Linked DNA regions of Homo sapiens: region 2 is linked to region 1. Evidence: chromatin loops called from intact Hi-C (ENCODE). Cell type or tissue: CD14-positive monocyte. All regions are shown on one strand. Each heading gives the region's core, and the rest is flanking DNA. Links, peaks and the distances in the headings are about the cores only. Region 1 overlaps SMG6 (SMG6 nonsense mediated mRNA decay factor). Region 2 holds the start of SMG6-AS1 (SMG6 antisense RNA 1).

Region 1 (10,742 bases), core at 1,144-9,143:
GCTTCAAAAGGGGTGGTCCTCACAACTTTCTGCTGACTAAGGTCTCAATTTCCTTATGGTCCTCTACTAAGAGAGCCTGTGAACCCTTCAGCTCTCAGCATTTAATCAGTCAAAACTTAGTCTCTAAAGTGAAAAGACAAGCCACAGACTGAGAGAAAATATCTGCAATGCATTTGTACCTGACAAAGGATTTGCATCCTAAATATATAAAGACCTCTCAAGACTCAGTAAGAAAATAATCCGATTTAACAATAGGCAAAAGATGTGAATAGACACTTCACCAAAGAAGATACACAGATGACAAATGAACATATGAAAAGATGCTCAACATCATTAGCCATTAGAGAAATGCGAATTAAAATCACAAGGTACCTAGTATAATTATTAAAAAACAAACAAACTGACAGGATCAAGTGCTGATAATGATGCCAGAACAGGAACTGCTCGTGCAATACGGTGCAGCCACTTTGTAAAACAGTTTGCTGGTCTCTAGCGAAGTTAAACATACTCTTATCACATAAACCACCCGTTCCACTCCTAAGTATTTATCCAAGAGAAATGAAAACCTAAGTTCATTTAAGAAACGTAAAGACTGATGCACAAATGTTTACAGCAGTTCTATCCATGACCACCAAAAACTGCAAATAGCCCAAATGTTCAACTGGTGAATGGATAAACAAATCATAGTGTATGTATACAATGGAATACTACTCTGCAACAAAAAAGAACATATGATTGATATAGGCAACAGCATGCATGAATCTCAAATGTATTACGCTATGCGAAAAGAAGCCAGACTCAAGAGCTCTATATCAAGCTTATCCAACCCGTGGCCCACGCAGCCCAACGCAAATTTATAAACTTTCTTAAAATACTATGAGATGTTTTTTGAGACTTTTTTTTAAAGCTTATTAGCTATCGTTAGTGTTAGTGTAGTCTATGTGTGGCCCAAGACAATTCTTCCAATGTGGCCCAGGGAAGCCAAAAGATTGGCACCCCTGCTCTATGTACTGTATGATTTTATTTATACGTCATTCTGGAAAAAGCTAAGTTACAGAGACAGAAAACATCAGAAGTTGTCAGGGACTGGGGTTGGGAAGGGAGCTGGTTGCATGAGGGAATTTTTGGGGGTGTTGAAAATGGTCTATATCTTAATTGTAGTGATGGTTACATGAAAGTATGTGTTTCTCAAAACTGTACAACAGAGTGAATTTTAACTTATGCAAACCCGCCCATCTTGGTTGCTAAGAGTCTCTATGGCACAGGGGTAAACTGGTGGAACGCCACTCCACGCGGTGACTGGGGGAACCTGGGGATGCATGTAGAGTGTGACGGTGACTGGGGAACCTGGGGATGCATGTAGAGTGTGACGGTGACTGGGGGAACCTGGGGATGCATGTAGAGTGTGACGGTGACTGGGGAACCTGGGGATGCATGTAGAGTGTGACGGTGACGGGGGAACCTGGGGATGCATCTAGAGTGTGACGGTGACTGGGAAACCTGGGGATGCACGTAGAGTGTGATGGTGACTGGGGGAACCTGGGGATGCATGTAGAGTGTGACGGTGACTGGGAAACCTGGGGATGCACGTAGAGTGTGCGGTGACGGGGGAACCTGGGGAGGCACGTAGAGTGTGACGGTGACGGGGGAACCTGGGGATGCACGTAGAGTGTGACGGTGACTGGGGAACCTGGGGATGCATGTAGAGTGTGACGGTGACTGGGGAAACCTGGGGATGCATGTAGAGTGTGACGGTGACTGGGGAACCTGGGGATGCATATAGAGTGTGACGGTGACTGGGGGAACCTGGGGATGCATGTAGAGTGTGACGGTGACTGGGGAACCTGGGGATGCATGTAGAGTGTGACGGTGACTGGGAAACCTGAGGATGCACGTAGAGTGTGACGGTGACGGGGGAACCTGGGGATGCACGCAGAGTGTGACGGTGACTGGGAAACCTGGGGATGCATCTAGAGTGTGACGGTGACTGGGAAACCTGGGGATGCATCTAGAGTGTGACGGTGACTGGGAAACCTGGGGATGCATGTAGAGTGTGACGGTGACGGGGGGGAATCTGGGGATGCATCTAGAGTGTGACGGGGCTGAGGGAGGGCCCACTTTCACCTTGAAATTACAGACAACACTATAAAACAGACAAAGATTTATGTTGGAAAAAAAGAATTTTATGCCCTTTGTCCTTCAACTTTTTCCTTGTTGTAGAGACAATACAACCTTCTTTAGAGATTACAAAGGTATGAAATCTCAGCCTGGTATTCCTCCTCCCTTTACATGTCCTGTTTCACTTAGGCAGAGGTCTCTGTTTCTCCAAAAGAGCAAAGTGTATATTCAAGCTGAAATCAGAGGCCTAGACTAACTAGAGGCCTGCTGGCTGGAAGGGATTAATGTGCACAGAACTTAATAAAAATGAATACTGAAACTATTGTTAATAATAAACACCTGCTAACCTCTAATTAAAAAGTATAAGGACAGCATGGTGGCTGTAATCACAGCACTTTGGGAGGCCAAGGTGGGTGAACTGCTTGAGCTCAGGACTTCAAGACCAGCCTGGGCAACATGGTGAAATCTCATCTCTACAAAAAAATACAAAAATTAGCGGGGTGTGGTAGCATGTACCTGTGGTCCCAGCTACTCAGAAGCTGAGGTGGGAGGATCCCTTGAGCTCAGAAGGTTGAGGCCACAGTGAGCCACTGCATTCCAGCACTGGCAACAAAACAAGATGTTGTCTCAAAAAAAACAAAGTATACTCTGAGAAAAAAAATTTTTTTTTTTTTTTGAGATGGAGTCTCACTCCATCACCCAGGCTGGAGTGCAGTGGTGGGATCTCAGCTCACTGCAACCTCCACCTTGCTGGTTCAAGTGATTCTCCTGCCTTAGCACCCCTAGCAGCTGGGATTACTGGGATTACAGGTGTGCGCCACCATGCCCGGCTACTTTTTGTATTTTTAGTAGAGACAGGGTTTCACCATGTTGGTCAGGCTGGTCTCAAGCTCCTGACCTCAGGTGATCTGCCCGCCTCAGCTTTCCAAAGTGCTGGGATTATAGGCGTGAGCCACGGCGAATGAACCAAGAAATCTGTCATGTTTTCAGTGGGTAAGGGAAAAAACATAAAGTATCCATGTGAAAATAAAGTTTCTCTTCATGTCATTAACAATAAAATGATGAGGATAGCCACCTCCAAAGATATAGCAGATTAAATGAAAAAGTATGCCTCTTATAATGAGGTTACATGACCATAAGGAGCAAGTAGGTTCCATGGAAAAAGATGTGTGTTACAGCAGTACCCAGAAAGCTATGAAAGCAGTGAGCCTGAAGAAGAGAACACATCCCACTCCTACCATAGTGTCTGATCTCCACGCCTCTGCTTCACAACTTAGTCCTTCTAGCACTTTTTGGGTGCTTCAAGAGAGGAAGGAAATGGTACAGAAACGCAGCTTGTACATAAAGGGCACAAGCATGTAAGCATATGCACACATACAAATGCAGAGAAAAGGTCTTTTCATTTAAATGGAGGAAGCTGCCATGTCTACCTCTATAAGCAAAAGTATTAATCATCCACCGTCTGGTTTTAATCCACACGCTCCTGATCCTGCATTTGAATGTATTGTTATCAGGGGAAGAAGCATTTCTGCTCAATCTTATTCACCAGCCAAAAACCTGAAAATGTGAAAACCACATTGGTAGGGTACCTTCTTGGGGACCCAGAAAACTGAGCTGAGCTGCTCTTTTACTGTTTTCTTTACCTTTTTTTTTTTTTTTTTAAAATAATGAACAAATGTCAATTTCAGGGGCACTCAGATTAGATAGAGCTCAGGCCGGGTGCCGTGGTTCACGCCTGTAATCCCAGCACTTCGGGAAGCTGAGGTGGGCAGATCATTTGAGGTCAGGAGTTCGAGACCATCCTGGGCAACATAATGAAACTCTGTCTCTACTAAAAATACAAAAAAAATTAGCCGGGCGTGGTCAGTGGGTGCCTGTAACCCCAGCTACTCCGGAGGCTGAGGCAGGAGAATCGCTTGAACTCGGGAGGTGGAGGATGAAGTGAGCTGAGATTGCACCACTGTACTTCACCCTGGGCAACAGAGAGACACTCCTTCTCAAAAAAAAAAAAAAAAAAAAAAAAAAAAAGAGTTAAAAGCTCAAACTACAGGTCCTTCTATCTTAGAGTGACACTATCCTCAGGGAAATTAGCATCTTTTCTTCTGTTATTTCCCAAAGAGATCCAGCCACACACAACTTGACTAACATCAGCCTGTCAGATGCAAGACTGGGCACCCAGGTGCATCCCTTATGAGCATTTACAAATGAAATGCCAAGCCCAAACAGCAAGCCTTTCCCTCCTGTCTCTGTTTTGTTTTTTTTTGCTTGTTTGTTTTTTGAGACAGGGTCTTGCTGTGTAACCCAGGCTACAGTGCAGTGGCACGATCACTGCTCACTGTAGCCTCGACCTTCCAGGCTCAAGCAATCCTCCCACTTCAGCCTCCAAGTAGCTGGGACTACAAGCATGCAACGCCATGCCTGGCTAATTTTTATTTTTTTGTGGTGACAAGGTCTCACTATGTTGCCCAGACTGGTCTCGAACTTCTGGGCTCGAGCGATCCTCCCGCTTTAGCTTCCCAAAGTGCTGGGATTACAGGCATGGTGTCACCGGGTGTGTCTCCATTCTTCTAGTTCATGCTTTGCTAACAGTAAGGGAAGGGTTTAAAAAAGTGTTTGTATGTATCTCAGCATGTTTCTTCCACTGTTTGTGCTAGAGACCCTCCCTCCTCCTAAGGGTTAACCTAAAAAGGTTCCCAAAGTCCGTATGTGGGCTGAAGTACCTTCTTCAAAGCCATTAGTCACCAACCTTGCAGTCTTACTCCAGACTGCACACGGGGCCACCCATGACACAAAAACTCTGGCAAGATTAGGGGCTAGCAAGAGCAGAAGAAACCACAATATGCCTGAGACTCCCAGGAGAACAGTGACTAGTGCTGGTAGGGAACAGACTGACAGACAAAGCAGACAGACTCTAACCAGGCCTCGCTCTGTTTTCGATGCAACACAAATGTTTTCCATTAAAAGTTCCCTGCCCCACAAACACTCATACATGCAGCTATGAACTCCACATACTCAACTTCTGCTTTTCTGGCACACTGACCCAACTACCTCTCCTGTTCCTCTGGAAGAGAGCAAAGATGAGGGTAAACAGATTTTGGTACCCCTATCACAAAGGTAAGTGGAAGGGAACCACAATTAGAAGCATGCTTACTAAGTACCACCCAACATGAGTATGACTGAGCAGGCCAAAGGGAAGAAGGCAGAAAGCATGGACTTTCCTTTTGCCAAAACCAATCCTGTCTAGCTTTGGATCTTACTGTTTGGCTCTCATGCTTTCAGCTTAAAGTTAGGCTTAACTTTGTAGTAAAGTCTGCAAATGATCTTCATCAGGAGGTGTTGGTCACCAATAAAACCAAAACAGGCAAAAACCTCAGAACACTCATTACAAAGTCTGCAAAATTCTAGTACTAAGCAATCAGGGAATGCTGGCTGATTTGTAACCTGTATTTCAAATGCTTAGAACCAGCTGGGTATTGCAATGGCGACAAGAAGCTGAATTAGAAATCCCTAAACCATCAGCAAGCTCTCCTCCCACCACCAGTAGAACCTGGCCCAGGTGCATTTCTAACCAAAGTCACAGGAGTGGGACACATAAATGTTTGAGTAATTCCTTAAAAGAAAAGAAACCACAAGTAAGAATTTAAGGGAGTAATAAAAAGGGGTGAACATTGAAAAGAAGGGAAGAAGTTAATTTTTTAAATGGCATGTGAGAAATAAAAAGGAAATCCCCTGTTCAGGCAGCTCTGGAGTTCCCTAATTGCACAAGAGCAAAGGACACCCCCACGGAACATGTATGCCTTCTGAAGCCATTGCTCAACCTACACTCATTGTGCAATTTCAATCTTCCAAAGTTTTTTGCTGCACATATGCAAACCACGTTTTCCTCTGCATTCTAGAATTAAGAACAGTTTATCATTATTCTCTTCACTTTAGAGAGGGGTGTATGCATGAGCCAAAAAAGAAAAAAAAAAGTATTGCTAGATAAGCATTCACTACAAATGAGGTTTTATATTATTTCATCTGGTTATTTCTGAGTTTACTGGTAGTTAAGAAACACTTGAATTCACTCTTAGGCAGCTAAAGATTCATTTTTCCTGTCACTGACAATAATGATATCACAAAAAATAGCCCACGAAAACATCAAACCTTCAAAAGCCTTTGTCCTAAATGATGGCAATTCTAGAGTATTTGAAACAGTTAAAAGTGGAAGTCCCTACTGTGTAGTCAAAATTCCACCGGAAGGCTAAGCGCCGTGGCTCATGCCTATAATCCCAGCACTTTGGGAGGCTAAGGCAGGTAGATCGCTGGAGATCAGGAGTTGAGACCAGCCTGGGCAACATGGCGAAACCATGGCTCTACGAAAATTACAAAAATTAGACAGGTGTGGTGGCGTGCACCCATAGTCCCAGCTACTGGGGAGGCTAAGGTGGGAGGATCCCTTGGGAAACAGAGCAAGACCCTGTTTCAAAAAAAAAAAAAAAAAGTTTGCTGTTCAAGACTATGTTTAAAAAAAAAAAAAAAAGGCAAACCAGTCACAGACCACGAGAAATATTCACAGGATGTATATCTGACAAGTATTTGTGTCAAGAATATTTGAAGAACTCTTATAACTCAATAAGAAAACACCCCAATGTTTAAAAATGGCCAACAGATTAGAACATTTCCCAAATGAGGATATAATAATTGTCAGTAAACTCATAAAAAGATGCTCATCATTATTCAGGAAAATGACTATTAAAACTATGGCCAGGCACAGTGGCTCACGCCTGTAATCTCAGCACTTTGGGAGGCCGAGGCGGGTGGATCATTTGAGGTCAGAAGTTCGAGACCAGTCTGGCCAACATGGTGAAACCCTGTCTCTGCTAAAAATATGTAAAAAAATTAGGTGGGTGTGTGGTGGCATGCTACAGCTGTAATCCCAGCTACTTGAGAGGCTGAGGTAGGAGAATTGCTTTAACCCAGGAGACGGAGGCTGCAGTGAGCTGAGATCACGCCACTACACTCCAGTGTGGGTGACAGCGAGACTCTGTCTCAAACAAACAAACAAAAAAACCCTCCAAAAACATAAAACCAAAATGAGATACTACTTCACACTTACTAGCATGTCTAAAACTATAAAGATCAGAAATACCAAGTGTTGGCAAGAATATGAGCAACTAGAACGCTCACATATTGCTAGTGGGAGTATAAAAGGGTGTAATCACTTCAAAAAAGTTTGGAAGCTTCTTTTAAAGTTAGATATATACTTAAATGACTAAGCAATTCTACTCCTGGATATTTATCCAAGAGAAATGAAAATATATGACCACAAAAAAACCTGTACATTAATGTTCACAGTATCTTTTTCATAACCCCTCCAAAATAAAAACAGCCAAAATATCTATCAACAAGTGAATGGATAAACTGTGATATATCCATACAATGGAATACTACTCATCAATAAACGACTGAAAAAATATAATGCCCAATATGGATGAATCTCAGACGTTATGCTGAGTGACAAAACAAAGACATAAGAGTATATACTATATGATTCCATGTATATGAAATTTTATAACAGGCAAATCTAATCTATAGTGAGAATAATTAGATCAGTAGCTGCCTGGGGCAGGGAGTAGGATGGGGGATAGAGGCACTTGGGAACATTTTGTGGAGAAGGAAATATTCTATACCTTGATTGAAGTGGTCCTTATGCAGAATATATAAATATTCTGTATCTTGATACGGGTATATATACACCCATACATTCAAATGTATACCTTTCATTGTATGTAAATATATATTAGTAAGTTGATTAATGAAGTAAAGGTATTAACTATAAATTTATTTTTAATTAATTTTTTTGAGACAGATCTCACTCTATTGCCCAGGCTGGAGTGCAGTGGTGCAATCTCAGCTCACTGCAGCCTCCGCCTCCTGGGTTCAAGTGATTCTTGTGCCTCAGCCTCCCAAGTAGCTGGGATTACAGGGTGCACAACCAAACCTGGTTAATTTTTGTATTTTTAGTAGAGACAGGGTTTCACCATACTGCCCAGGCTAGTCTCGAACCCCTGACCTCTGGTGAACCGCCTGCCTCGGCCTCCCAAAGTGCTGGGATTACAGGCATGAGCCACCGCGCCTGGCCTTCAATTGTTTTGAATATCTAAAATTATGGGCTGGGTACAGTGGCTCATGCCTGTAATTCCAGCACTTTAGGATGCCAAGGCAGGAGGATCACCTAAACCTAGGAGTTCAAGGCCAGCCCAGGCAACATAGTGGGACCCCGTTTCCACAAAAAATTTAAAAATTAGCCAGGTGTGATGGCGTGCGCCTATAGTCCCCAGCTACTCAAGGGACTGAGGTGGGAGGATTGCTTGAGCCTGGGAAGTCAAGGCTGCAGTGAGCCATGATTGTATCACTGCCCTCCACCCTGGACAACAGGGCAAGACCCTGTCTCAAAAAAATAAATAAAATAAAAGTAAATATAATTATGAAGTAAAAATATATATTCTTTTACATATATGATATTATATTAGTAAAGAAAACTAAAAAGGGTGAGACAAAAAGTACCAGGGCAGAAGTTTAAATCAAAGTTTCTTTTTCTATCATACATTCTCCTCTTAACCAATTTTAATTTTATATTTATTAAGTCTTGAGACAAAGGTTGTATGTATGTATGTAGGTAGGTAGGTAGGAAGGCTAGGCAGGTAGGCATGCTCACATAACTGACCCTTTTTTTTTTTTTTTTTTAGAGATGGAGTTTTGCTCTGGTTGCCCAGGCTGGAGTGCAGGGGCGCGATCTTGGCTCACTGCAACCTCTGCCTCCTGGGTTCAAGCAATTCTGCCTCAGCCTCCCGAGTAGCTGGGATTACAGGCGTGCATCACCAAGCCTGGCTAATTTTGTACTTTTAGTAGAGATGGGGTTTCATCATGTTGGCCAGACTGTTCTCAAACTCCCGACCTCAGGTTGATCAGCCTGCCTCGGCCTCTCAAAGTGCTAGGATTACAGGCATGAGCCACCAATCCCGGCCTTTATTTATTTATTTTTTTTTTTGAGACAGAGTCTCACACACTGTCACCCGGGCTGGAGTGCAATGGTGCGACCTCGGCTCACTAATCTTCAGGTTTTCATATACCAGTCATCATCATTAATTACTGTTCATCTATAAGCAATCTTGCCTCCAAAGTTTGGAGTCCAGGACATTGTCCTGATCTTCTGGTCCTCAGACATTGCACTGCCACTACTCTTATATTTTTGCCCTTGAACACACCTCCTAAATGATGTAGATAAGACTACATACATTTAGTACCACTCAGAGCACTCTCAAGTCTCAAGGATTTGTCTAAAAAAAAAAAAAATCAAATTCTCTCTTCAAAGACTCAAATTCTAGACTTTGAGGTGCTTTTGAATCCAGGGCATTCCAAGATTTGAAGAACATTCAATCCAGAGGGAAAGATGCTGATAAATTCAGTCTGAGCATTCTATTCCACTCATATGAACCTTTCCTTCTTTGTTTATCCTCGGGAACTATTCTGAGTCCCTTTAAATATCTATGAAATGATAGAGAGGGAGGTCTAAGAAGGAGAAACTATCTCAAAGGGTAAGAACAAAAGACTTATGTGTAAGGCTCCCTGAGATGGCATCGTTTATACAACAGATAAAAGTCAATAACTTCCTATAAAACATCTAATGATTGAGGACTAAACAAATATTATAATATATTCATACAATATTGTGCAGCTCTTAAATTCATGTTATAGGTAAACATGGAAATATATATTTATTGCTAAGTGAACAAAGTACATTACAAAACAAAACATAAAGTTTGATTCTATTTCTGTTAAAAAGCAAAAATTGGCCAGGCGAGGTGGCTCACGCCTGTAATCCCAGCACTTTGGGAGGCCGAGGCGGCCAGATCACGAGGTCAGGAGATCGAGACCATCCTGGCTAACATGGTGAAACCCCGTCTCTACTAAAAATATAAAAAAAATTAGCCAGGCGTGGTGGTGGGCGCCTATAGTCCCAGCTACTCGGGAGGCTGAGGCAGGAGAATGGTGTGAACCCAGGAGGTGGAGCTTGCAATAAGCCCAGATTGCACCACTGCACTCCAGCCTGGGCGACAGAGTGAGACTCCCCATCTCAGAAAAAAAAAAAAAAAAAAAAAAAAAATCAGTGCTGGACATGGTGGTTTGTACCTGCAATCCCAGCTATTCAGGAAGCTGAGGCGGGAATACTGCTTGAAGCCAGGAGTTCAAGACCAGCCTGAGGAACACAGCTGAGATCCTGTCTCTAATAAATAAACAAATAACCAAAAAACTTCACTTATATCCAGTCATCCATCTACCTATCAGCCATCCTTCTAGGTTGGAACATATGCAGCAACATGGAACAAGAAACAGTAGTTATCTCTGGGTAGTGGATCAAGAAAATCTTTTCTTTTCCGTATTGCTAATCTTGATTTTCCTCTCTTTTTTTGAGAAAGGGTCTCCCTCTGTGGCCCAGGCTGGAGTGCAGTGGTGCAATCTAGGCTGAGTACAACCTCTGCCTCCTTGGTTCAAGTGATCCTCCCACCTCAGCCTCTCAAGTAGCTGGGACTACAGATGCACACCACCACACCTGACTGATTTTTTAATTTTTTATAGAG
Region 2 (10,742 bases), core at 1,174-9,173, 70 kb before region 1:
ATTCAAGAGGGAAACAACAGAGAAAGTTAAACCACCCAACTTAAATCTAATTCATGCTAACGATCTGATAGGAATCAGCTCTGGCCAACAGCTGGGAATGAGGCGTGGAAGTTCCCTTGCCGCAGACAGCATCAGGGACAGATGCTGCAGCTCAGCAGACCTCGCCCTGGTTTCTTTTGAAGACTCCAGCCTGGTGGTGTGAGGACTGCTGGGCCCCTTTACTGGAATTCACACGACATGACCTTGCTCAGCTGCCCTCAATGGCCTGGGCAGGGTAGGAGGTGGCTGGCTGGCTTAAGGAGCCTCCTGCCAGGCTGGTGGCACATTCCCCAAGGATGGCACCTCCCTACTTGCAGCCTCAGCTCTTAGCAGCCATCACTCCCTGGGTGGTCCCAGGCTCCATTCCTTGCTTTCTTACTTTTGGCCTTGGTCAACAGAGAACATGCAGCTGCCCAAGATAGCTTCCTTTGAGGGACAGGGTTAGCATGGGTACACAGGGAATAATTTAGTAGAAGGTTCCTGTTTCTAACTGGATTATAATAATGACAGTGATGACAACAGCTATCACTTACTGAGTGCTTATTACTGGCCAGGTACCGGGCTACCCATTTTTCATGTATTAACTCAGTTAATCCTCACAACAGCCTGTGAGATAAGATAGGTGCTATCACCATCCCTATCTTATAAATGAACAAACTGAGGTTTAGAAGTCAACACCTCGCTCAGGGTCACATGGCTAGTAAAGGCAGAACAGGGATTGAAGCCCAAGTGAATCTGACTCCAAAGTTTATGCTCTTACCAATAATAATAAGCTAAGCCATCCTGAATCCAGACCAGAAGCTCAGATCCAGCCCTCAGTGGCTCAGCATCGTGAGGCCTGCTGCAGGCCCACCCTAGATCTGTTCAGTACAGACTGCTCTCTTCTCTAACTGTCCAGCTCAAGGTCATATACAGATGGAATCTCTTGACTGAAAGGGATTACTCAGGTGGGTGGCTGGGTAGATGACGGGGGTATACTTTGCCTTGTGAGCAGAATCTAGGGGTGTTTTGGTAGGATCCCTAAGCGACTAAACTGTGTTCTATTCACAAAGAACTATGTCTGAAGAAACACCTTTCCCTACCTCTCCCAATCTGCTGAAGTGATTCAGTTTTGCAGTTTGGGGAGAGATGAGATCTGAGGATGGGGCCAGAACTGTCACTATCCTAAGAGATGTCAGGGGTCTGGGATGCTGTCCACAGTCACCATTCATCTGACACAGGCATGCTATAGTGTCACAGCGCTCACCTCCAGAGAGGCCCAGGCCGTGGAAAGAAGGAAAACTCTGCACATTCACTTCCTTGTTCATGAGGTTAACCCAGACTGCAGTGAGCGGGACAGAATGCCTGCCTAGCCCATGGGGGAACACTGCCTCTGCCTGCTCTGACTAGGGATATACAAGGTTATCACGGGGCTTGAAGTGAGCTTGACTGAGGTCAAAAGAGGGTCAGAGAAGCTTGTCTGAGGTTGGCTCAGCTCTCACAGTAAACGAGGAAGTGCAAGGTTATGAAATTACACAGACCAGGGTAAGCACAGTTTCCCAGAGGCCACTAACATGAAGGAACCCAGGAGACTCGTGGGAAAAGGAAGAAGTGGGCAGCCTGGTGTGGGTCACAACCTTTGTCTGGTCAATAAGCCTTAGAACGAGAAAAAAAAGTGTGGCACTACCAAGATCCGGGACCAGAGAAGTCATCTGTTCCTTGTGAGGGCAGAGAAGGCCTTCTCTGGCTTTGGTGCTGTGGCCCTCTCTGGGCCTCACTTGCCTCACTGGATTTGGGACTGCAGGCTCCCCTGGCCACAGGGCATCTTTGGGCAAGCCTGGGAGCTAACCTGGCTGTGCCCTCAGCCTGAAAGTGCGGGTGAAAGAGCTGACGGAGGCACTGCTCCACCTGTGCTTCCCCACACAGTACCCAGGGCTTGGGTGGCACTGCTCTGCCCTGCCTGAAGCCTGGATGCCCTGCCAGCTTTAGCAAGCCTGCTGTCCCCTCCCATGCTAACAGCTCATTCTTTCCCATTATTCTCTGCCCAGGTTTCATCTGGAGAGTCTGGAATCCTAGGCTCAGCTTTATCCCTGGAACCACCTCTGTCCTGGAAGCTGAGCCCTATGTCATCAGGGGTGGGGTGGGGCTCTCCAGTTATTCTAATGAAGCCAGTCCAAGACTCTGCTGCTCTCAGGACTCTGATCCAAAGGTGGCCACTCTATCACTGTTTCAGATCACAAACGACAGCTTCCAGCTGACATCTGGCTTCCTTGGCCTGTTGCTGACTTCATCCCTGTACCCCGCCCTGCTCTACCGGGCGCTTGAGACTGCTGCAGGCCAAATGACTGTGTTGGCCTATGGGTGACCTGGCCCCTGGCTAGAATCGCTTCCGTCCCTTCCCTTAGTCCCATGTTCCTTCCCACCTAAGTCTCTTGTCTTTAACACTGTGGGGTAAAAAGAAGAGTCAACCTTCAGGTAAAAGTGAGGTGTGTGTGAACACACATCCAGACAGAAATACCCACACCCAGACACACAGCAGGGCAGCTGGAAGTGATACTAAATGCATACATGCTCCAACAACATCACACTCACAACCACTCAGAACCCACAGAGAGCAGGGAAGCTGGCAGCAGTGTTTACTTAAACTGACACACAAACCCAGCACACACAGACCCACATCAACAATCACTCCCAGAAAGACACAAATAGGCAATGGCAATATATAGGGCAGGGCAACTGCCAGTGGACTATTGCAGGGGCGGGTACACAGGCTCATGCATGTGCATGCGCGTGCGCACACACACACACAGACGCGCACACACACACACAGACACACACACACGAGTCTGGAGTGAAGCAAGGGCTACAGGAACAACCAAGGGCAAACAAACAAGAGGAGAATTCCTTAATCACATCAGGATGTGCAGGAGGGAGGGAGGGAACAAGGGAGGGAGGGTAGGGCAGGGGAGGGGTGATTTTCCACACAGGGCCAGCAATGTCAGCTCTTCCTGTACGTGTGCTGGAGGCTGGAGTTCAGGCCTGTGCTGCATTGGGCTCCACACATCTATAAACTTGATCCTGACCACCCCCCTCTCCCTTTCCTAAGCCTCGAGAGCTGCACATTATTCAACTCCTTTCTTTCTTTTCCTCCCTTCTCCTCAATGCAGCATTAAAAGAAGCATCTGGAACTCGTAGTGGAGTAGGATGGAGGCACCGGGGTGGACTGGCAGGAAGGGGCACCATCAGAGCACACTCTCGAGAAGCTGGCTGGTCACATTAACACAGACGCTGTTCTCTGTGCTCATAAATAAGCAGGAGGAAAAGCTGAAGCCACGAGCAGAATGGGGAGGGGGCCTTCCCTCTGCCACAGCGGGCTCTTCCCGCATAGTACCTCATCTTCCAGTCGTGTTCCCTCTTGGCTTCCCATTTCCTTTCCCATGGTGTCTGGGACGGGTGCCACTGACACATACTTTCCACCCTTGAATGCCAGCAGAGGCTCTTCTTGTCCACAAAGGGCTTCCAGAAAATACTTCAGCACTGTGACCCTTTTGCAGTCAGCTGCAATAACCTACAGGGTGAGAGGGAGAGAAGAAAAACAGCATTTTCTGAAAGGGAAGATGGAGACGAGATGTTGCTTGCCGGCTGAGGGGCACAGGGGAACTGTGTCAAAGCTACCAGGCAAGGGGGTCAGAATGAATGACGGGGTGCGGAGGGCACAAGGGCATGTCAGGTGGTAAGTGAGGGCCCAGGGCAGGCTGAGGATCAAGATCTTCTGAGGTTATCTCTCCTTAGGTTATCTCTGGGGCAGCAGACAACCCCAGGGACCAGTGACAGGTGCCTTACATTTATTTGAGTAAGGTCCTGATACAAAACAGAATATATGACATATCTTCTAAGTTTGGTCTAGAACCAGCAGAGGGAAGAGTGGAGTGCTTTCACAGCATAGAGCTTTCTGGGGCCCCTCGCTGCCACTCTCCACTCCTCTCCCAGCACCCCTGCTCCAGACTCCCAAAAGGAGAATTTTCAGCCCAAGTGCAAATTGAATGCTAAGGGCTTTCTTGGCTGTTTCATTTCAACCAGATCATTTTGGGCTTCCCCTGACAGGTTCCTGCCCTATCTAAGAGCTCCTCATGCTCAAGAGACTAGAGTCAGGCAGGAAATTGTCAGGAGAGAGACAGGCAGAGCAGGTGGGGATGTTTCACCAAAGCTATACTCTTTCTGACGTTTACGCCAACCTGCTCCCATGTGGCCACATCAGCACACAAGTCAGTGCTGTCAGAGAAGCTTGGGCTGATTTAGCTGAGATGAAACTCAGTATCTTGAGCAACAGTCAAATGTGTAAGTGTCTCAGATTAAGTGTCCACCGTCCCCCAGTCTGGGCCCCCCTTCTGGAGGCACCACACCTGCATGCCCTCTCCTCCACACCCGTTTGCTTGGCTCACACTCTCCTCCATGCTTGCCCCTGTGTGCCCTTCTCTTCATCTCTAGCCTCCAGCATCCTCTTCTCCCTACTGGCTGAGTGCTCACCAAGGGAGAGGGGCCCTGCTGGATCTGGAGCTTGAAAGCTGAAGGCCATTCCACATGGGAAACACACGTCCGTGGCCAGACGTGCCACAGGGGACGGCCCCTTCATCCTCACTGACTAGCCCCTGCCTCTCTTTTAATGCATCCTCGTTTCTTAGTGTGAAAGGAACTTCACAGTAATAAGCCTTCTATCTGCAGCACATAGGGAAGTACTAACCTGGAGACTACTGATGATCATTTTACAGGTGCAGGTGTTCTCTCTCTCATGTGGACAGCAACCCCTCTGGTGGCAAAGCCTAAATCTCATCGTTTTCGTACGTCACTGGCAAGAATTGTAAGGACAAGCTGTGCACACAGTAGGCTCACAGTAAAGACGGACAGCCCAGGGAAGCTCGGCTGGGTACCACAGAGAGCAGATGAAGCAGGCATGACCCATGTTCTCTAAGACAGTGGAAATAAATGAGCACCGCTGTGCAGGCTGGCTGCCCAGGAAAGTGCGGCACACACCGGTCAACTGTGTGCTCTGTGGCTGCATCCTCTGCCACCTTCACCAAAAAGCCAACCCCGCTTTCCTACACGGTCTAGGAGTGTTCTCTGCTTTCTCTCACCATTGGCCCTGTTACCATTATAGGCTGGAATCTCAAGCTAAGTACTTTGACCACCTTCACCTGAGAGGTTGATGTAGAAGGTTCTCGGCTACCCAGAAGGGCTTAGAAAAAGTTCAGCCCCTTGAGCTTGGGGTGCCTGGTCCTGGGCTTGCCTCCGTGAAGGAGAAGGGAAGCTTGTCTTGGCCCAGGGCAGGTAAGCCTGGTTCCATTGCGTGTATTCAAACATGTGATGAGGAAGGCTAGAAATACAGAAGCAGGGGCTAAAAGGCATTAAAGAACAGAGCCGAAATGAGTAATAGCCTGGCAGGCAGCACGCACAGTGGCCTCCCTGCATCTCCAGCCTCTCACTTGCATAGGAAACTTCTGCATTTCCACAAGACTGCCAGTTTCCTCTCTGTGGTCTAATTTTAACCACCTTGTCGTTACAGTGTGTGTCAGCCACCTGACCCCACTATGACCTCTGACCTTACGCCCCAGCTACTGCTTGCACTATGGAGAATTATGTAATGGGTCCAGGATTTTCCTTCTTGGTGTGAGGCTGCTGCCACTGAATGGAGAGGAGAGGGGAGCTAAGGAGTGAGAAGAGGACAGAGGAAAAGCTTGCAATTGTCCTTGGCCTCACCTGGACGATGAGAGGTACACTGGCACCCCTGCTAAGTGTGCAGAGGAAACCTGCCCAGGACAGGAGTGTGCCACGGACACATGCACAGACAGGCGGGCAGGAGTGTTGCTGCTGCTAGAGCACGGGCTACATGGTATGCTGCGTGGCTAAGAAAGCATGGTTTCTGGCCGACAGGGAGAAAAGCCACATGTGTGGATGTGGGACTCCTGGAGATGGGGATTTCCAGGGCACAGCAGGACCCAGGGATGTGGACATCCTGAGGCCACCTGCAGCACTTCCTTACAGGGTCTGTGGGAATTGCCTATTCCATGGACACAAGCAACGAGGAGTAGCCCTCTCCCAGTTTTCATTTCCGCCCCATTTAGAAGGAAATTGGTTTCCTTGGGGATTGTGTCTGTCATAGCTATTAGTTCCTTCTCTAGGACAAGGACAACTGCTGGCTGATATGCAAAAGGCTGTGATCTACTGGGGTCTCTGACCTGGTGTTAACAGGCCTGGAAAGGATTCTACCTGTTTGGAGAGAGAAAGGTTGTCTGTCTTTTGGAAGAGTACCCTGTCCTTTGCAATCCAAGCAGCAGGGAGGATGGTCAAAGCTGTGTAAAGTGTACTGTGGGAGTGAGAAGTGCACAGTCTGAGCTCTTTAGTAGATGGAGAAACTGAGAGGCAGAATGTCCAGGGCTTGCCCAGAGGCACAGAGAAACCTTCTGTCTGTAGCTCACTGGCCTGTCTGCAAAAGCATTCTGTCTTAACTTGGGGGGAATAAGCCCACTGGGGAGAGGACCACCGCTCTCTTGATGCTGGAGTTCTGTAGGAGACTTACGGGAATATTCTCCTAGACAAAGCCTCCAGCACTTGAGTCAGGGAAAAAGCAACACAAGACAGTTTAAATACAGTTAATAAGAGACTTCATAATGAAAGAAGCCTTTCAAACCACTGACAAAAAGCCAATTCCAAGATGATCTTTGCTTGGTCTAGGAGGACTTCCTGGTAGGAGAGGGGTTAAAGCTGGACTCCCTGCTTGGAGAGGAAGGACTCCAGATGAAGTCTGTGACATCATCCCCACAGTTAACTCTGCTCGTGAGCACATTTTTCCACTCTATATCAATGAAAACCAGAGAATGTAAGTGGCATGTATATCGCAGCTCTGGGGGCAAACTCTGGATCCTCCAGAGGAGAAAGAGCTGGGCGGGAGAGGCTCCCTTCCTGGGCTACATTAGCACGTGGGGCTGGACTGGGGATAGAGGCGACTAAAAGGGCCGCCAGCCAGGGAACACCCTGGGGAGCCTACGGACCTCTCCTCTGCGGTGTACCTTCTCAGTCACAGTCCTGACCCTTCTGGAGGGAGATGCACTGTGTAGGCGATTGTCAAGAATTCCCAAGTTAATTGACAAAATATCACATACAAATCATTTCAATCAGCTTGGGAAAGAAAACTGGGGCTTTAGGTCAGGGAAGAGCTGAAAGAAAGCCCCTTTCCCTTCCCCTGAAGATTGTCGGAGGCAGCTTACCACTGCAGCAGGAACTGAAACCTTTAGCTTTAGGGCTCCAGTTATCACTCTAATCAAGTCCACACGCAAAGAACCAAGCAGAAAGGAAAACTGAAAGTGAGATGTGGAGAGGCGATACCGGAGGCTGTTCTCTCCTAGGCTCAGTTCCTTAGAGAGAGATAATGTAAGCATCGGGTAAGTAGGGGCTGGAGCCAAGGGGAGCGAGGAACAAAGGAGAAAACCTCTAGGTCAAGAGAGTAGACTGGGTTACTGTTCTGGGGTATTTAAGGTGGAGAGGTGGAGAAGTAAAGAAAAATGGTGTTTCTTGACTGGGCACGGTAGCTCACGAATGTCATGTCAGCACTTTGGGAGGCCAAGGTGGGCAGATCACCTGAGGTCAGGAGTTCAAGACCAGCCTGGACAACATGGTGAAACCCCATCTCTACTAAAAATACAAAAATCAGCCGGGTGTGGTAGTACATGTGGTAGTCCCAGCTACTAGGGAGGCTGAGGCAGGAGAATCGCTTGAATCTGGGAGGTGGAGGTTGCAGTGAGCCGAGATTGCACCACCGCACTCCAGCCCAGGCAACAAGGCGAGACTCTGTCTCAAAAAAAAAAAAAAAAAAAAGGAAAGAAGAAAAAATGGTGTTCTCTGAAAACTGGTGACTCTTCACAGCCACTCGGTAGGGAACAAGCACAGTGTGGGTAGAGATGCCCGGCGGGGGAGGGGGGTTGGGGAGAGAAAACGAGCTATATGCTGCTTTATGAAGGTAGGGAGGGTAAGAGAGAACGGGAACTAAGCACCAGGTATCACATACTCATGTGCTCTGAGTTGCAAGACTTAACACCTCAGGGCAGCCCCGGGGAAGGGAGAAAACCTCCAAATCTAGCCAGGGAATATGAGGAAGGGCTGGAGAGCCAGGACCCTGGATGCAAGCTCTAGGGAGTGAGGGACTCGCTCTATCGTTACCTGGTCCCCGTTTTCTCCAAACAGGCTTCTTGGAAGGCACAACCATGGTTACTAGTCATTTTGCAAAATTTCTTTTTCTGAATTTTTGGTTTGGAGAAATCGGAGTTTAAACTTGTACTATCAGCCAGTTCTTTTTTCTAGTCTTAACAGTCCAGCTTGCTACTGCTCCTCTGGTTAAAGAGAACAATCACACGGGTTTCCCCCCACAAACTCAAGTTTACAGGTTGTTTTTCTTGTTTCTCTAAATGGAGCCAATTATTCTCACATTTGTTGAAACCTTCAATCAAACTTTATAGCTTGTTAATTTTACAGAATGTCCTTAGAGCAAATAAGATGCAGACAGGAACATGAAGTCTTTCTGAGATTATTAAGAAACCTTAAAATAGCCTACAAATCCAACACCAAGGCTGGTAAAATACAGGCTGCTTGGCTGGCTTCTGAGGTCAATTAGCAATGGGTTAATTATCATCTTTAATGAGCCAAACCTCCAGGATTGGCCACAAGAAATTTAACTCAGACTAATGTGTTTTCACAAACTGGGAACCTCTAGTTATGCACTACTCACCCTCAGAGGAAACTGAAGGGTGGGAAGCTCAATTCTGTAGCAGCCAAGGGTGGGCCAGCCTACGAAGGGGTCTGCCAATGGAAGTTCAGACACAAGAAATAAAAAATACCACACAGGGAATCCTCTGGAGCTGGGAGGACAGAGGAAATGGTTTATTCACATTCCTAGGGGGAGGGGCCTCCTGGCAGGAAGCAGACTCCAGAAGGCAGGAGCGAAACTGGCCACAAGGATGCACAGTCAGTCTGAAGACACAGGCAGTAGCTTAGGATGGGGAGACAGACATTCACAGCCTACTTGAGTCAGAAGAAGTTGGTATGAAATTGAGAAAGAGGCTCATGGGTCAGAGAGGAGGGAAAGAAAGAACCTGTGCAGGGGCTGAATGATAAGGGGGACAGAGTGAGAAAAAGCACACATCCTTGGACCAGATGCATCTCCTGACAACCTCGGAGCATACTGTCCAAGGGATCAATTCAAACAGTATTTCACTCTTTCCCTACCCCTGCTATAGCTGGGCCTCTTTCTATGTAAAGCGTTAAGTACAGGCTACTTTCTCAGTCTTTTTGCTTTTTTTTTTTTTTTGAGAGAGAGTCTCGCTCTGTTGCCCAGGCTGGAGTGCAGTGGTGCGATCTCGGCTCACTGCAAGCTCTGCCTCCCGCGTTCACGCCATTCTCCTACCTCAGCCTCCCGAGTAGCTGGGACTACAGGCACCCGCCACCACGCCCAGCTAATTTTGTGTGTGTGTGTGTTTTTTTTTAGTAGAGACGAGGTTTCACCGTGTTAGCCAGGACGGTCTTGATCTCCTGACCTCGTGATCCGCCCGCCTTGGCCAACCAAAGTGCTGGGATTACAGGCGTGAGCCACTGCGCCTGGCCCCTTTTTCTTTTTTTTTTTTTGAGACAGAGTCTTGCTCAGTCACCCAAGCTGGAGTTGCACTGGCATGATCTCAGCTCACTGCAACCTCCGCCTCCCGGGTTGAAGCGATTCTCCTGCCTCAGCCTCCTGAGTAGCTGGGATTACAGGTGCGCACTACCATGCCTGGCTAATTTATGTATTTTCAGTAGAGACGGGGTTTCGCCATGTTGGCCAGGCTGGTCTCGAACGCCTGACCTCAAGTGATCCACCGCGCCCGGCCTTTCTCAGTCATTTCTAATCCCGGTGTCCAGATCCAACCCTCCGTAGTCCTATGGTTGGCCTGTGCTAGCTGAAGGGTCATTGGGTCACAAGATGAAATGCTAACATCATTGGTCCACCCACAGCAACCACACCATTCCATGTGTCTGGTCCCAACAGCTGTGTTTTCTTCTTAGAGGAGGCAATGAGGGCCATTATCAATCAGCCAGCATTGCACAGATGCCTGCTGTCCCCACCTGTAACCACCAGGTGTGTGCTGAAGTCTCTTAGAGAAGGGGAGGTGGGAACTGGCAAATGGTCAGATGGCAAGACCTGGTGCTGGTGGGGAGACTATCCCAAGACAGGGTTACTGAAGATCCCAAAAGGTACACGTATATTTGGCTACTAGGAAGGAGACGATGTTCACACTGAAGGGAGAACCAGGGGAACAGGGGAGTTGTGAAGCACACACAGGAAGTAATGAGGTAAATAAAGTATAAAAAACAGGGCCATTCTGGCAAGAGGCAAGACAAGGCAATACAGGAGGTTGGACAAGAGCCTGGGCTTCATAGTTACACAGACGTGAGTTCAAGTACTAACTGCCACTTCCTGGCTGTTTATCCTTAGACAAGTTACTTAACCTCTCTGAGCCTTTGTTTGCTCAAGTTGTTTGTGAGGTTTAAAAGATAATACAGGCCGGGTGCAGTGGCTCATGCCTGTAATCGCAGCACTTGGGGAGGCTGAGGCAGTGGATCACCTGCGGTCAGGAGTCCGAGATCAGCCCGGCCAACATGGTGAAACCCCATCTCTACTAAAAATACAAAAATTAGCTGGGTTA

The links. A loop is a pair of places that touch in the nucleus more often than their neighbours do. Peaks named below come from ENCODE experiments on the same cell type or tissue, not always from the same donor. Only the 100,000 strongest peaks of a DNase experiment are listed, where the experiment ranks them.
Region 2: it touches region 1 in a loop (2.9-fold over the local background); 7 of 110 quality-filtered maps call a loop at or near these places.

The regions. Positions count from the first base shown.
Region 1 is chr17:2,152,277-2,163,018 of GRCh38, forward strand. The region is part of intron 13 of SMG6 (SMG6 nonsense mediated mRNA decay factor); the gene reads right to left. Among named protein-coding and RNA genes, the nearest start is that of SMG6-AS1, 68 kb to the left of the region's middle. In CD14-positive monocyte, for the core only: no CTCF peak of the experiment used is centred there; DNase peaks (open chromatin) are centred at 4,915, 5,125, 5,905 and 6,355; H3K4me3 peaks cover 2,361 bases; H3K27ac peaks cover 3,265 bases.
Region 2 is chr17:2,082,316-2,093,057 of GRCh38, forward strand. SMG6 (SMG6 nonsense mediated mRNA decay factor) reads right to left here. Exons shown (of 19, transcript NM_017575.5): 14 at 3,410-3,586. It overlaps SMG6-AS1 (SMG6 antisense RNA 1), which reads left to right and starts at 7,423. Exons shown (of 2, transcript NR_199038.1): 1 at 7,423-7,454. RefSeq lists enhancers at 1,585-1,644, 1,715-1,794, 2,250-3,162, 5,624-5,673, 7,035-7,214 and 3 more. In CD14-positive monocyte, for the core only: no CTCF peak of the experiment used is centred there; DNase peaks (open chromatin) are centred at 1,556, 5,516, 7,326, 7,956 and 2 weaker places; H3K4me3 peaks cover 4,599 bases; H3K27ac peaks cover 4,849 bases; H3K27me3 peaks cover 615 bases.